Linked DNA regions of Homo sapiens: region 2 is linked to region 1. The links are chromatin contacts, found by Hi-C or POLR2A ChIA-PET in ENCODE. All regions are on one chromosome and are shown on one strand. The core of a region is the stretch at or near the end of the contact, and the rest is flanking DNA. Distances in the headings are between cores, read along the strand shown.

Region 1 (6,846 bases), core at 2,354-4,853:
TCCTGAGCCCTAACCATACTCCCCAGGGGCCTTCACTTAGGGACTGGGTGGAGGATATTTGTAAGTAGGTTTCTGACTGCTGGCCAATGTGAAAGCAATGGAATAAAGCGAGAATTCTACAAAAGACTCTACTAAGTTCTCAGGGAGAACAAAAAATTGTATGTGTGCAGAACCTGTGATTTGCCTGCACATAGTCAAGTTCTCAATGTATGGATGTCCCGGCCCAGGCTACCATACTCCAGCCCTCAAGGTGTGCTATACCTTGCCTGATTTTCTAGTCTTCCAAATTCTTCTATGTGTGCCGTGGGGAGGGGGTTTGTGCATATATGGCTGAGAGAAAGGATATACCTGTGGCAGGAGGTGAGCTGGTGAACAAACGGGAGGATGCCAACCCAGGTTACTTAATTGGTTAATTTCATCACCTGGAGAGTCTCCTGTCATTGATCTTTCTGCTGAGACTAGAAATTATGGGGAGGCTTAGACCTGAGGCTTTGAGTCAGGCAAAGAGGCAAGATGTTCAGGAGACTGTTCTCATTCGAGGCAGAAGTGTGGTTTTGTTAGTATAGGTAACATGCACTTAGGCCAGACGTGGTAGCTCATGCCTGTAATCCCAGCACTTTGGGAGGCTGAGGCAGGAGGATCACCTGAGGTCAGGAGTTTGAGACCAGCCTGGCCAATATGGTGAAACCTGTCTCTACTAAAAGTACAAAAATTAACCGGGCGTGGTGGCAGGCGTCTGTAATACTAGCTACTTGGGAGGCTGAGGCAAGAGAATCACTTGAACCTGGGAGGTGGAGGTTGCAGTGAGCCAAGATCATGCCACTGCACTCTAGCCTGGGTGACAGAGCGAGACTCTGTCTCAAAAAAAAAAAAAATAAAAATAAGCTTGCACTTAGAAATTTTGGTGATGTTTGAGGTTTTAAAAAATGTCCTGTTGTACTATCTTGTAGCCCTTCCTTTGTAGCAAAGACAGACAGATGGTGATCCAAGAGATACGCAAGAAGAGGACCGTGTGTGTAATGGTTGAGCTCTAAAAAAGAGAAATCACTTGGATGGAAATGAAGGAGAGGAAAAGGCTGATGTGGATGGCTGGGAAGAGGTTCGATGGTTACCTTGGCAACTGAGCTTCCTTCCTCATCCCCATCCCTCCCTAGTCCTTGTTCTTAAAAAGATTTTCTTTCTAATGTCCCTTCCCCTCCACAAGGGGGCACAAGATGTCTTAAAATACTCCATTCCGGGCATCATTTAACCTAGATCAATCCAGACACGTGCATATTTCTAGTATCATTTAATCTGAAGTGGAAAATCTGAGATGTAGACACAGAGTGATCAAGAACATATGGAATAATGCCCAGGGGTCCCTACTGAACTTTAAGGATCACCTATGTATTAAGCAGCTATTATTTGCTGGACACAGTGAGTCATTTTGAGGATTAAAAAGAAAAATAAAATGTACTCGAGATGGTGTTGGGCACAGTCATAGCATGATTTAGTCAAAGCACTTGATTTTTGTAGTCTAAAAATTTGCTAGTTGTTATGAACTTGACCTAGTTATTTAATTTTACTAAGTTTCAAGTTTTTCCCCACCTATAAAACTTGCCTCATTGAATTGTTATGTGTATTAAATGAGATGGTGTTTATAAAGCCCTATTACAAGCTCTAATTTTCAACAGGTATTATTTTCCGCTCCTTAAGCTTACAAGATTATTTTCATTACAACTTACCCAAGAGGAAGACTTAGTTAAAAAATTTCAAATCATAAACTACAAGTATGTAATAAATATTAATATTTAAAATGCTAAACATGCTTGGATGGCAAAACCATGAAACTTGAACCCTATGCTGTGCCTATTCAGATGCTGATTCTGTAGGGGCTTTATACAGCTTCAGAATCCTCATTAATAGAGAAATGTCTCAGGCAATCACCACTAGTCAAGTAGAATTAGTAGAGACTTGAGGCAGATTTTTCCTTCCTGTAATATACTGCAAAAATTCTGGAAAACTTCACAAAGGACATAAAATTGTAGCTAAGTTTAGCTCTTTAGGAGGCTAATAGTTATATAAGCAAAATGACATTGCAAGCAGGAGAGTCAGTTTGTGTAGAAATGTGCAGGTCTATGTGAATATTGTAAGTTTTAGAGAATCTGAAGAAAAAAAGTCCTGATCATTGCACAGAGCATCCTAGAGACAGGTGAGCATTGAAGGAGAGGCTTGAAAGCCACCTAAATTCAGCAGAACAAATTAACATCCTCCATGTTATCTGCTCTTATTCATGCAAGACTGTTCATTCCCATAACTGTTTCCATACCATCTAGGACTCAGAAATCCACAGTCATTATAATTCCAGGGGACAAAGGAAAGCAGTTTAGGATGACCGATCCTGTTCAGACATGCTGTCTCTTGCCAATAATTCATCAAACTCACTTGCCCCTTTAATCAGATGAGGCTGTCTCTTTTCTAGGAGAGCTTCCAGGATTTGCATCTGATTTTGCAGATGTGCAGGATGACTATTTCCATATATCTCCTTCCCTGGCCAGTTGCACATGGAAGATTCAGGGCCACATGCTGGTGGCCAGAGGCACTCTCCCCAAGATGCTTCTCATAGATCTCAGCCACCCATGGGACTTATAAGGAGATACCCTTGTGCCTCTAAATAGATCTCAGCCACCCATGGGACTTATAGGGAGTCACCCTGGGGCCTCTGGACAGCTTGAGTAAGATGAAGAATGCCCGGGGTTGGGAAGCTGGTAATACTAAAATTAGGCGACTTCTTATTTTTGCCCAGGATTCAGTGGTTTGGGATAAGAATGCTACAATCCCTTGAGCTCCTGCAGAGCAGGCTTGACCTATTATATACCTGGTAATTTCCCACTACTTACTTTGGGGGTTTCTGCCTCTCTAGTTTTTCATTCTGTCTTGCATTATGTTCTTCTAAGATGTGTTAGAAAATATTCATCACACAGACCTTACAGGCTTTAGCAACTACAGGAAAAAACTACGAGGAGCCAGTCAATGCAGTGCACAAACACTGGCTCAGACATCCAGGGACTGTCCGTTTTGCAGTCTGTTGGTTATCTAGGGCTACCTCTCCTGTGACTCATCAGCACCTCTCATTACATGAGTGGAAGGAAGTGGGAGGATACATGTGGAGGGAGGTGGAAGGGAGTTTGGGGGGCAGGTGGGAAGAGAGAGTTGCCTGAGTGATGTGGGACCAGAAGGGATCCCAACTGGGTCAGAGCAGTTATTGCAGCTGTTTTTCATTCTCCACTATCTTCATGGTGCCCACTGTGGCCTTTGATCTTGTGCATAACCTCCAGCAGGTGTAAAGATGTGTTGGGGGAGGGGAGGCCTGCACATGGATCTGGGATACCTAGATTCCCCTCTAGAGACCCTGCCCCTCCCCTCTGAAGTTCTATTTCTACTGCCAGGATGCTAACCAGGGGCCCAGGTAGAAAGAGCAGCATAGGAGGGGGTTGGGTGCCGGATGCGGTGAGTGTGGTTCTCATGATGCTCTGAAGGTGGGTGGGTGGAGGGAGCAACTTTCACAGGCACCCCAGATGCAGGACCCAGTAAATGTCAAACCACATCCTGTTGTGACTGTAAGAGATGGAGCTAGGGCAGGTGGCTGCTGTGGCTTGGTGCTGATGTGACTCAGAGATAAACAGCCCGGCAGCCAGCACTGGGCTCAGAACCCCCATTCCTACCCCAGTTGTCAGCTATTACCTAAAAGACCCCGATTTACATCTCATTACTTCCCACCTTTTGATTCAGGGCCACTCTCCTTTTTAACACAATTTTCTTGTCATTCATGGCCCTAGACCTTTTTGATGGAGGAGGGCCAGGGAACAGGTGTCAGGGCTCCAGTTGACTCTTGCTAACTGTGGGACTCCAGTGCCAGTGCTGTCCTCTTCCACCATCAGACTGTCTGAGACTATGTCACAGATATGTATGATTTGAGGCCAGGAAGAGCTTAGCTTCTCTGAGTTCCCATTCTCTTGGTACTTCAGAGACTGCAGGCTTTGAATCAGAGAATCTGAAGAGCAGAGTTTGAAGATTCTTAGAGATCACTTTACCCAATGTCCTCATATCACAGAGGAGGACATATAAGCCCAGAGAATAAAAATGAGTTGTTCAGAGCCATGCAGCTGGGGCCAGAGGAGGACCAGAAGCTAATTCTCTGTGTTTTAGCAGCTCCTGGACTTCAGACAAGGCTTGGGGAATGTGGGGTCTCTGTTGAGCTGTGATCTTGCTATGAATTTCATGAATCACTCTTATAGTAATGAATCAGGCAAGATGATCATATCTGAGATGGCATGAGGATAGAAGGATAAATATAATGAATCACAAAATTAGAATCCTGCAGAATCTTAATAGGTTGGAGAGATAAGCTGAATAAACATGATAAACATTCTCTCTCTCCCTCCTCCCCCACCAAACAGAGAAAACCATCTATATGAACACAGGAAGGGGAATATGTGAAAGAAGGATATGTGAAAAAACACCCAGGGGGTGAGTCAAAGTGAGCTCTGTGAGTCAACGGGATGGTGAGCGTACAAAAAGTAGATAAATTGTCCTAATGGAACCAACTAACGTATAAGATGTTGAGAAAGAGGAGGCAAAGTTCCCCCTTTACTCTTTGTAGGTCAGAACCCACCTGGTGCTGGGTCAGGTCCTGTACAACACATTTTTTAAAAGATAGAGGGATAAAAACAAACTTTAATGTTTTCAGAAGGGAGTGATTGGGCTATGGAAAGTAGGACGTGCTCAAAACTGTGCCCTATAATAACAAAATTGAGAAAACTGAAAATGTTTTGCCTGAAAAAAATCTTCAGGTTGGTAGTAGTTATAATAACACCTAATACTTACTGATATTGTTCTAAAAGCTTTACATGTTGTGTGGGTTAAATGAGATAAAACGATCTTATGAAGTTGGGCTTGTAATTGAGCTCATTTTACAGCAAGGAAAACTGAGTCTCAGAGGTGATCACTTGCCCAGGGTCACATAGTTGATAAATGACAGAACTAAGGCTTAAACCCAGGTCTCTGCATTACAACATCTTCTTTGCTACGATAATGTTTTCATCCATCCACTACATGCTTTTTTTCCATTCCAAAAACTCAAGTTTTAAAGTTTCTAATGATTCTGTCTCGCATAGATTTATGGGTTCTTGCCAGAATATGGGCACTCTGTTGCATGTAGACACCTGAGAGGGCTTTTGGGGGGACTATAGGGTCCCAGAGATAAGTGAATAGCAACTGTAGGTTGGCAAAAAGGAGCTGAGAATTAGCTTTACATGTTGTGTGGATTAAATGCTCATATTCACAGAGGGCAGTTGAGATCAGTTGCAGAGCAAGCTGATAAAAATCCTTTGGAAATAGTCACAGGTGTAGGCTCATTTTCAGATCCTTTTTGCTGACCTACAGAAGCCATTCACTCATTTTTGGGGCCCCATATTCCCCAAGAAGCCCTCTCAGGAGTCCACCAGCAGCAGAGATAAAGACTATGGATAGAGATGGGAGAGAAAGGCATGTAGTTGAGTCTATAGGAGAGGGGGATGGCGAATAGAAAATATCATGTCTGTTGGAGGGAGATGATTCATAAGTTCTGCCACAATAAAAAAAATAAAAGGACAGGCAGAGATGTAGGGATGTTAAGGAACCCAGGAACTTCAAATTCACAAACACAGACAGCAAGAAAAGGAAGGCTTCCAGATAGGAGGAAAGAACATTCAACCCTAGAATAAGGCAGGGAATATGTTGTGTTTGAGTCTAGGTGGGTTGGGTAGTCTTAGGTTATGGGGTCCCAAGCCTCAGAAATCAGCTTTTTGGGAGCCATGGGAGTTTGCCACAAGCAATGGAAATGAACTGTGATTAAAACTGTTGGCCATGCTTCATGCCATTCTATACTATGAGTCTTCTTATATAGCATAGGGGAGTTTCTAGGACATGGTAAAAGTGAACCTGGTGATGAGTCTGAGATGTCAGTAGAGAAGCAGAAAATGGATTCACTCATGGGTCCATGGCAAAGCTGAGTTCACCTCTGGGTTTTAGCCATTCCCGTGATCTCCACCAGCATCTCCCAACACCCCTAAATGAAAATATGGCTAGACATCTTTGCTCAGTGTTACCTGAGGAAGAAGCAAAAACTCATTTTTGTTTTCACTATGCAGCTTCAACAGAGGTCTCAAAGCACCAATATTCCATTCCCACATTCATTTATAACCAGAGAAACCTCACAAAGATTCTCCTATATAGGACATTTGGGGCTGTGTGTCACACAGACTGTTAGGGGCTGATATCAGTCTATCTCCACCCCTCCTTTCTGGGCCACTACAGAAGAAAAATGAGGAAATGGCTCAGGGACGGAAATGGAGACTTTAATATCTATTAGGATCCATTGCCCTTATCTCAAACTCTTATTATGAAATCACTCCCTTGAGAGAGAAAAAGCCTTTTTCTCTTGGATTGTCCCAGCAGCTCCCGACCATCCCCACTCCCCAACCTTATGTGGCCCAGCAATGAGCCTAGTAGTAGGAAAATCTCTATGGATACTGGTGCTGATGGGAAGATTCTTCCTCTCAGGAAGTGATGGTGACTGGGGCTCTGGGATGCTCACGGGAATCCCATTTCCCCCACAAAGAAGTTATTTTATTACACAACCATTTGGATGACCCCCTTTTTCTTCCAATTTCCCAAATAAATCTGTAAAGGTCACAGGTGAAGTTCTTCTCTTTAAGAGCTACTCCATGCTAAGTTCAGCGAGAACTTGGGGTACCCTAGACATTCTTCCAGAGATGCTTTTCTTGTAACTCTTTTCAATAAGTAAGCATGCTTTGCTCTGCACTG
Region 2 (7,366 bases), core at 1,889-4,388, 440 kb before region 1:
CCTAACATTTAGAGCCATCTTAGATAATGTTCTGTGTGCACTTGAGAAGAATGTATATTTTGTTGCTGTTGGATGAAATGTTTTGTATATGTGCATTAGTTCCATTTAGCCTAACTTGTAATTCAAAGCCAATGTTATCTTACTGATTTTCTGTCTAGATGATCTGTCCATTGTTCAAAATGGAGTGTTGAAGTTTCCTACTATTATTATATTGCAGTCTATCTTTCCCTTCAGATTATTTATTTATTTATTTGAGATAGCGTCTTGTTTTGTCACCCAGGCTGGAGTGCAATGGTGTGATCTTGGCTCACTGCAGCCTCGACCTTCTGGGCTCAAATGATCTTCCCACCTCCTGAGTAGCTGGGCCTACAGATGTGCACTGCCATGCCTGGCTAATTTTGTTTATGTTTTGTAGAGATGAGGTCTCACTATGTTGTCCAGGCTAGTTTCAAACTCCTGGGCTCAAGGAATCCTCCTGCCTCAGCCTCCCAAAGTGTTGGAATTATAGACGTGAGCCACCACACCCAGCCTGCATTCAGATCATTTAATAGTTGCTTTTTATATTTAGATGTTCTAATGTTGGGAGCATATGTATTTACACTTGTTTTGTCCTCTTCATGAATTGAACCCCCTATTATTGTATAATGACCTTCTTTGTCTTTTTTTTTTTTTTTTTTTTTTTACAGTTTTTGACTTAGTCTATTAGGTCTGCTATCAGTATAGCTACTACTGCTCTCTTTTGGCTTCCATTTGCATGGAATATCTTTTTTCATCCCTTTGCTTTCAGTCTTTGTGTGTTTTTACTAATAATGTGAGCCTCTTGTAGGCTACATTTTTTTTTAAATCCACTCAGTTACTTTCTTTTGATTGGATAATTTAATTCATTTTTATTTAAGGTAATTATTTAATAGGTGTGGACTTCCTACTGCTATGTTGTAACTTGTTTTCTTTTGTCATTTTTCTTTTTTCATGCCTTGCTATTTTTTTTTGTGGTTTGGTGGTTTCCTGTAGTGATATGCTTCAAATTATTTCTTTTTATGTTTTGTGCAACTACTATAGGTTTTTGTTTTTGCTTTGTAGTTACCATGAGGCTTACATGAAACATCTTATACTTATAATAGGCTATTTTAAACAGATAACAACTTAACTCTATTCACATACAAAAATTCTACACTTTTACCCCAACCACCTCTTATAATATTGATATAAAATTTTACGTCTTTCTGTAATTTGTATCCCTTAACGATTTATTGCAGCTATAGTTGTTTTTAATACTTTTATCTTTTAACCCTCATAGTAGAGATAAAATTGCTTTATACACCACCATTAGAGTAGTAGATTATCCTGAATATGCCCATTGAGTTTTATATTTTCATATGCTTTGTTATTAATTAAATACCTTTTATTTCAGCTTAAAGAACTCTTTTTTAGCAATTCCTGCATGATTACTAGGCAGGACTAGTAATGATGAACACCCTTAAATTTTGTTTGTCTGGTGAAGTTTTTATTCTTCCTTATTTCAGAGGGACTTCTTCTGGATATATTCTTGTTTGGCACTGTTTTCCTTCAGCACTTTGAGTATATTATCCCACTCTGTCCTTATCTGCAGGGTTTTTGCTGAGACATCCACTGCTAGTCACATTGAGATTCCTTAAGATGTGATATTTCCTTATCTCTTTCTGCTTTCAGAGTTCTTTCTGTCTTTAATTTTGACAGTTTGATTATGATATGTCTTGTTGAACACCTCTTTGAGTTGAATTTTGTTGGAGACCTCTGAGCTCCCTGTACCTGGGTATTGACATCTTTCCCTAGATTTGGGAAGTTTTCAACCATTTTTTAAAAAGTGCTTTCTGGCACTTTCTCTCTTTCTCCACTTTCTGCCACTTCTATTTTTACTTATTTATTTATTTGAGGCAAGATCTCTCTCTGTTATCCAGGCTGGAGTGCAGTGACATGATCGTAGCTCACCATAACCTCGAACACCTTGGCTCAAGCTCAGCTTCTGGAATAGCTGGGACTACAGATGTGTGCCACCATGCCTGGCTAATTTTATTTTTGTAGAGATGGAGATCTTGCTGTGTTGCCCAGGCTGGTTTTGAACTCCTTGCCTCAAGCGATCCTCCCAGTGCCACTTTTATTATGTAAATTTAGTTATCTTGATGATATCCTATAATTCCCATAGGCTTTCTGTCTTCATTTTATTCTCTTTTCTTTCTTCCCTGAGTAATTTCAAATGTACCATCTTCAACCTCACTGATTCCTTCTTCTGCTTGATTGAGTCTGCCATTGAAGAGTTTTATTGAATTTTTCAGCTCATTTATTATATTCTTTTTCTCTAAAATTTCTATTTTTATTGTTTTTATTTCTTTGCCAAACTTTTTGTTTTGTTTGTGCATTGTATTTTAAATTTTATTTAATTTTCTATTCATGTTTTCTTGTAGTTCCCTGAGCTTCTTGAAGAGGATTTTTTTCTGAAGTTTTTATCAGTCATCTAGGGTCTGTTTCCTAAATGAGTGGTACTGCTATTTGAAATTTTATAGTTCTTCATTTTTTTAGGGTCCATTATTGGAGCATTATTAATTTCTTTGGTGGTGTCATATTTCTCTGTTTTTTTGTAATTCTGTGTCTTTGTGTCAGTGTCTGCACATTTGAGGAATCACCTACCTTGTCTGGTTTTTGCTGGTGTTCTGCACTGGGGATGGAGCTTCGCTATTTAGCCTGGCCTGTGTTTCTGAACGGGTCAGCTGGTAGTGACCCTATGCAGGCAGACCTTGCTCTTGGGTTCTTTAGTTGGGCTGAGCTGCTGCCTAAGCTCAAAGGTCAGCTGGAGCTGCTGGCTGTACTCTGTACTCTAGTAAGAGCACTGGCTGGGCTTTGTGTTTAGGTAGAACTTGTGGCTAGGCTCTGCAATCATGTCTGATTGAGCAGATTTGCAGGCTCTTTTTCATAGGTTAGTGGTATGCTGTTTGGAATCTGGCTGGACAGGGCTACAGGCTGGGCCTTAGCCTTAGGGCTGGATGAGTCTCTGAGGTCACTGCTTGCCCACTTGGGATGGGCAAAGCCAGAGGCTATGCTCTACAGATATGCACAGTTTCAAGCTTTCCTCCCTCCCCAGGCCTGGAAGAACCTCAGGTTGGGCTGTGAAGCAGGGAAGGGTCATTGCTTGACCACAAGAGTTGGGTGCAGCCAAATGCTCTGCTCTGCAAATATGTGGGGGCATGAACTTCCCTTCCTATGAAGTTATAAATTACAACACTTTTTGTAATAGCAACAGATTGGAAAGCACCTAATGTTCATTGTTATGGGAGTAATTCAATACATCAATATTTAGAATATCTTGCATCTTTAAAAAGAATTTGGAAGCTCTTTTCTATTACTATTTAATGATATTCCATATATTAATAAGTGAAAAAAGCAAGATGTAAAATGATGCATATTATTATCTTAAAAGTTGGAAATATTCTGTAAATGTGTGAAATACACATGCATGTATATACTTCCTGATATTGCTTAATGGAGTGACAAAGAACTGACAAAATTGTTGCTTTTGAGGAGGAAACATAGGTAAGTGAGTACCAGGGTATGAGGGAGAGTTTTTGTTGTATATGACATTTAAAACTCATTAAATTTTTGACCCATGTAAGTAAATTATCTACCCAGAAAGAAGCACAGATACGAAGGAAAGAAGGAGGGAGGAATGGGTGTAGGGAAAGATGAAGGGAGGAAGGAGGGAAAAAAAGCAATGAAGAAAGGAAGAAAGTTGCCCTTAGGAAATTATACTGGCAGAAGTGGGAGGGAATTAGAAGGAGGCTGTTATTATTTATGTGATTTTCTTTTACCATTTGTATATTTTACCTGGATTTAAGGAAAATGTCAATTATGAAGGCCATATGGCAACATCTGTGACAGAGTGTTAAGATACAATATTTGCCAAGATACCACTGAGTACTGAGTATTTATATTACTGGTTCTCAGCACTTGACATTTTCCTAAGGATTTATCAATGGTTATATGAAACTCTGTGTGCTAGCTTTCTCACTTAGGAAAACATACCAAATGTAAGAGAGTGAAATTGACATTATTATAATTCTAATCTTGGGTGTGCTATGCTATATTAAAAGAGATAAACCTTAGCAAACTGGGGTACTTTAAATATGATTAATAAGTTTAGGTAGAACATCTCATGATTCATCGGGACATATCAGTGTGACAATATTGAAGCTGAGAACAACTAATATATACTGTAATTATATCCTTATAAAATATGTATTCAGATGGACAAAAACAAAAGAAAATGAAAAAATAAAAATAGCTGCATTACATATCGTGTAATTTCTCCTAATTTCTCAGACTCTAATGTCTTTTCCTTCCTTCCTTCCTTCCTTCCTCCCTCCCTCTTCCTCCCTCCCTCTCCCTCCCTCCTTCCTCCTTCTTCTTTTCTCTCTCTTTCTTTTTCTTTCTTTCTTTCTTTCTTTCTTTTTCTTTCTTTCTTTCTTTTTCTTTCTTTCCTTCCTTCTTTCCTTCCTTCTTTCTTTCTTCAGCTTTATTGAAGTTTAACTGACACATAATAAACTGCACATATTTAAAGTATATGCCTTGGTAAGTTTTGACATGTGTATATCCCTGTTAACTTGCCATCACAATCAAGATAATGAACATTTATGTCACCCTCCTTCCAAATTTTCTTACGACCCTTTGCAATCCCTTCCTCCATTTCTCCCTGCCCTCCATCCCCACTGATCTGGTGTCTGTCATGATAGATTATCTTATAAATATATATTTTTGTACATTAAAAGTTTTTGTGCTCCAATATAAACTTGAGAAGCCAGAGTCATTGTTTCACATTGTCACATTTGGGAGGCAGCCTCCTGAAGATTACAGTGGAGGAGCTTTATCAGGGATTGATTTTATGATCAACACCTGTGGAGAGGAAGTGATGGGATGGGAAGAGAAGGGAAGAAAATGAGAGAGTCAGGCAGAGGGAAAGGTTGGCTGTGGTGCTGTGATGCTGTCTCAGCAAAGGACCCTGTCAGTTCTACAAGGAATTCTGAGATTGTACTGAGTTCCGGTGAGTTGGCTGGGACTTTACATCCCCTTATGAGCTAGTCTCAGGTTATGCGCTGCCCTGGGAAGGGGCCCTGACCTTGGCTGAGGTGACTCTTCAGCTCAGGGCTGACAGCTGAAGGCTGCTGGCAGCACCTCACCTGCTTGGGTTTATGTCTAAGGGAGCCTGTGCAGAACATCGGTGTCCCCAGTGCAATAATCCTGGTATTTCTCCCATTCTGAGCCGTTCTTTGAAAACACAGTTGTTAGAGAAACAAAGTTGAAATGTGGGAAGGGAAGGGATATGGAAATATTTTCAGAGACTCTTCTTTTTTTAAAAGAATTTGAAAGGATAGTGAGAACAATCCTTAAATTCATGTCAGAAAAGAGGATTCATTTGTTCATTAATTCACACGTTTATTCATTTCACTAGTGCAGGATTTCTTAACCTCAGCATATTGACACATTGGAATGGATAATTATTGGTTGTGGGGGCTGTTGTGTTTATTGTAAAAATGTTTTTGTAACATTTCTGGCCTCTACCCACTGGATGCCACTAGGTGCCCAGGTGTGACCACCAAATATTATGCTAAATGAAAGAAGATGGATGCAAAGTACTATGTGTTATACAATTTCATTTGCATAACATTTTCAGAATAGACAGGAAGCAAATCAGTGGTTTCTCCTAAGGCTGGCAGTGAGAGTGGGGATTGACTGAACATTGGCATGAGGGAACTTTTAAGGTGACAAAATTGCCAAGTGTTTCCTGGTGGCATCAAAATCACCCTGGTTGCAAACCTGCACTGGTGTCTATTGAGTGTCTCCTCTGCCTCATGCACTGTTCTGAGTGCTTGGGGTTATAAGCACTCCATCTGATGTGGGAGTCAAAAGGCAAAACATCAATTGGCAAATTCAATACAAAGTGTGTTTTGTGTGTGCGTGTGTGTGTGTGTGTTGAGGGAAGGAGTGTTAAGGATGTTGAGAAAGAATCAGGGAATGCTTCTCAGAGGAAGTAACCCTAAATGAAGACTTGAACTGTAGGTAGGAAGTAAGTAGACCGTGGATAGCACTGTAGTCAGGGTTGCAATTATAGAATACAATAGACTGCATAGCTTATAAACAGCAGACATTTATTTCTGGTAGGTCTGGAGGCTGGGAAGTCCAAGATCAAGGAGCTGGCAGATATGGTGTCTGATGAGGGCTCACTTTCTGGCTCACAAATGGCCATCTCCTCCCTGTGTCCTCATGTGGTAGAAAGGACAGGGAACTCTCTGGGTCCCTTTCATAAGGCCACCCACCCGATTTATGAGGGCTCCACCCTCATGACCTAATCATTTTCCAAAGCCCCCACTTCCTAATACCATCACCTTGGGGGTTAGGATTCTAACCTATGAGTTTTGTGGGGACACACACATTCAGCCAATAGCAGAGAGGAAGAGCAGATAGATATTCCATACAGAGCCAGCAACATTATGGAAAAGCCCATTGTCTGGAGTCTTGAGGAACTGAGAGAAATTCTCTTTAGCTGAAGGATTTGAAGGAGGGCAATGGTGAGAGATGAGGCTGGAGCTACGGCAGGTAGAGGCAAGGCAAAGTCATGTGACAAGATTTACAATCTCTCCTGGAATAACCTCAAGCTTAGTGTGATCTTAAAAACGTATTTTATAGAAAAGAAGTAATTTCATTGCCTAAGTACTCAGAATTGCTTCCTGTTGGTGTAGAAAAACATACAGGAACTGTTAGTAATTTACTCTTGCGATGAATCACACAGCCACATTTATTTTTATTGTTTGGCAAACACACATGTAGCTTACTACATCAGTCACTCTTCTAAGTACTTTATAAATATTAACTAATTTAATCCTTTTAACAACCCTACAAGGTAAGTACCATTTTTTAGCAACTTGATATATTTGCCATAAAGATCACCCATTGTAAGTGTACCATTCAATAGTTTTTAGTATATTTATACAGTTGTGCAACCATCACTACAATTCAGCCTTAGAATGTTTTCATCATCTCAAAGTCTTTTCTTTTTTTCTTTGGTGCTTGCTACTTTGTAGTCAATCCTGGTTGAGAACCTGCACTCAATCCCACTCCCACCCCCTAAGAAACCACGGATCTTCTTTTTGTCTTTATAGATTTGTCCTTTCTGGAAATTTCATATAAATGGAATCATGCAATACGTAGTTTTTTTTTTTGCATCTGACTTTTTTCTACTTAGCATAATGTTCTTGAAGTTCATCTATGCTGTAGCATGTATTTATAGTTTTAAACATTTTATTGCTGAATAGTATTCCATTGTATGGATGTAACACATTGT

Evidence for each region. Hi-C counts contacts between places; a loop is a spot of excess contacts on that map. ChIA-PET counts read pairs that join two places held with the same protein, here RNA polymerase II (POLR2A). Pooled maps may share reads with other maps.
Region 2: a map of naive thymus-derived CD4-positive, alpha-beta T cell shows a loop between it and region 1 (8-fold over the local background). The contact joins two enhancer-like sites. A Hi-C loop is called at or near these places in 3 of 168 maps with a recorded cell type or tissue (CD8-positive, alpha-beta T cell and naive thymus-derived CD4-positive, alpha-beta T cell), 2 of 37 single-sample maps with no recorded cell type and 10 of 50 pooled maps. POLR2A ChIA-PET finds 5 or more read pairs at or near these places in 8 of 52 experiments (CD4-positive, alpha-beta T cell, CD4-positive, alpha-beta memory T cell, Caco-2 and 4 more).

The regions. Positions count from the first base shown.
Region 1 is chr7:142,805,693-142,812,538 of GRCh38, reverse strand. It overlaps TRB. Among named protein-coding and RNA genes, the nearest start is that of PRSS2, 38 kb to the right of the region's middle. RefSeq lists a cis regulatory region at 2,938-3,829 and an enhancer at 2,951-4,150. Within about 2 kb of position 3,603, at least 10 of the 41 ENCODE cell types and tissues checked have a DNase peak (open chromatin) inside an H3K27ac peak, as active enhancers do.
Region 2 is chr7:143,244,688-143,252,053 of GRCh38, reverse strand. The region is part of intron 2 of LOC105375546 (a long non-coding RNA gene); the gene reads right to left. Among named protein-coding and RNA genes, the nearest start is that of GSTK1, 15 kb to the left of the region's middle. RefSeq lists a silencer at 4,977-5,153. Within about 2 kb of position 3,138, at least 3 of the 41 ENCODE cell types and tissues checked have a DNase peak (open chromatin) inside an H3K27ac peak, as active enhancers do.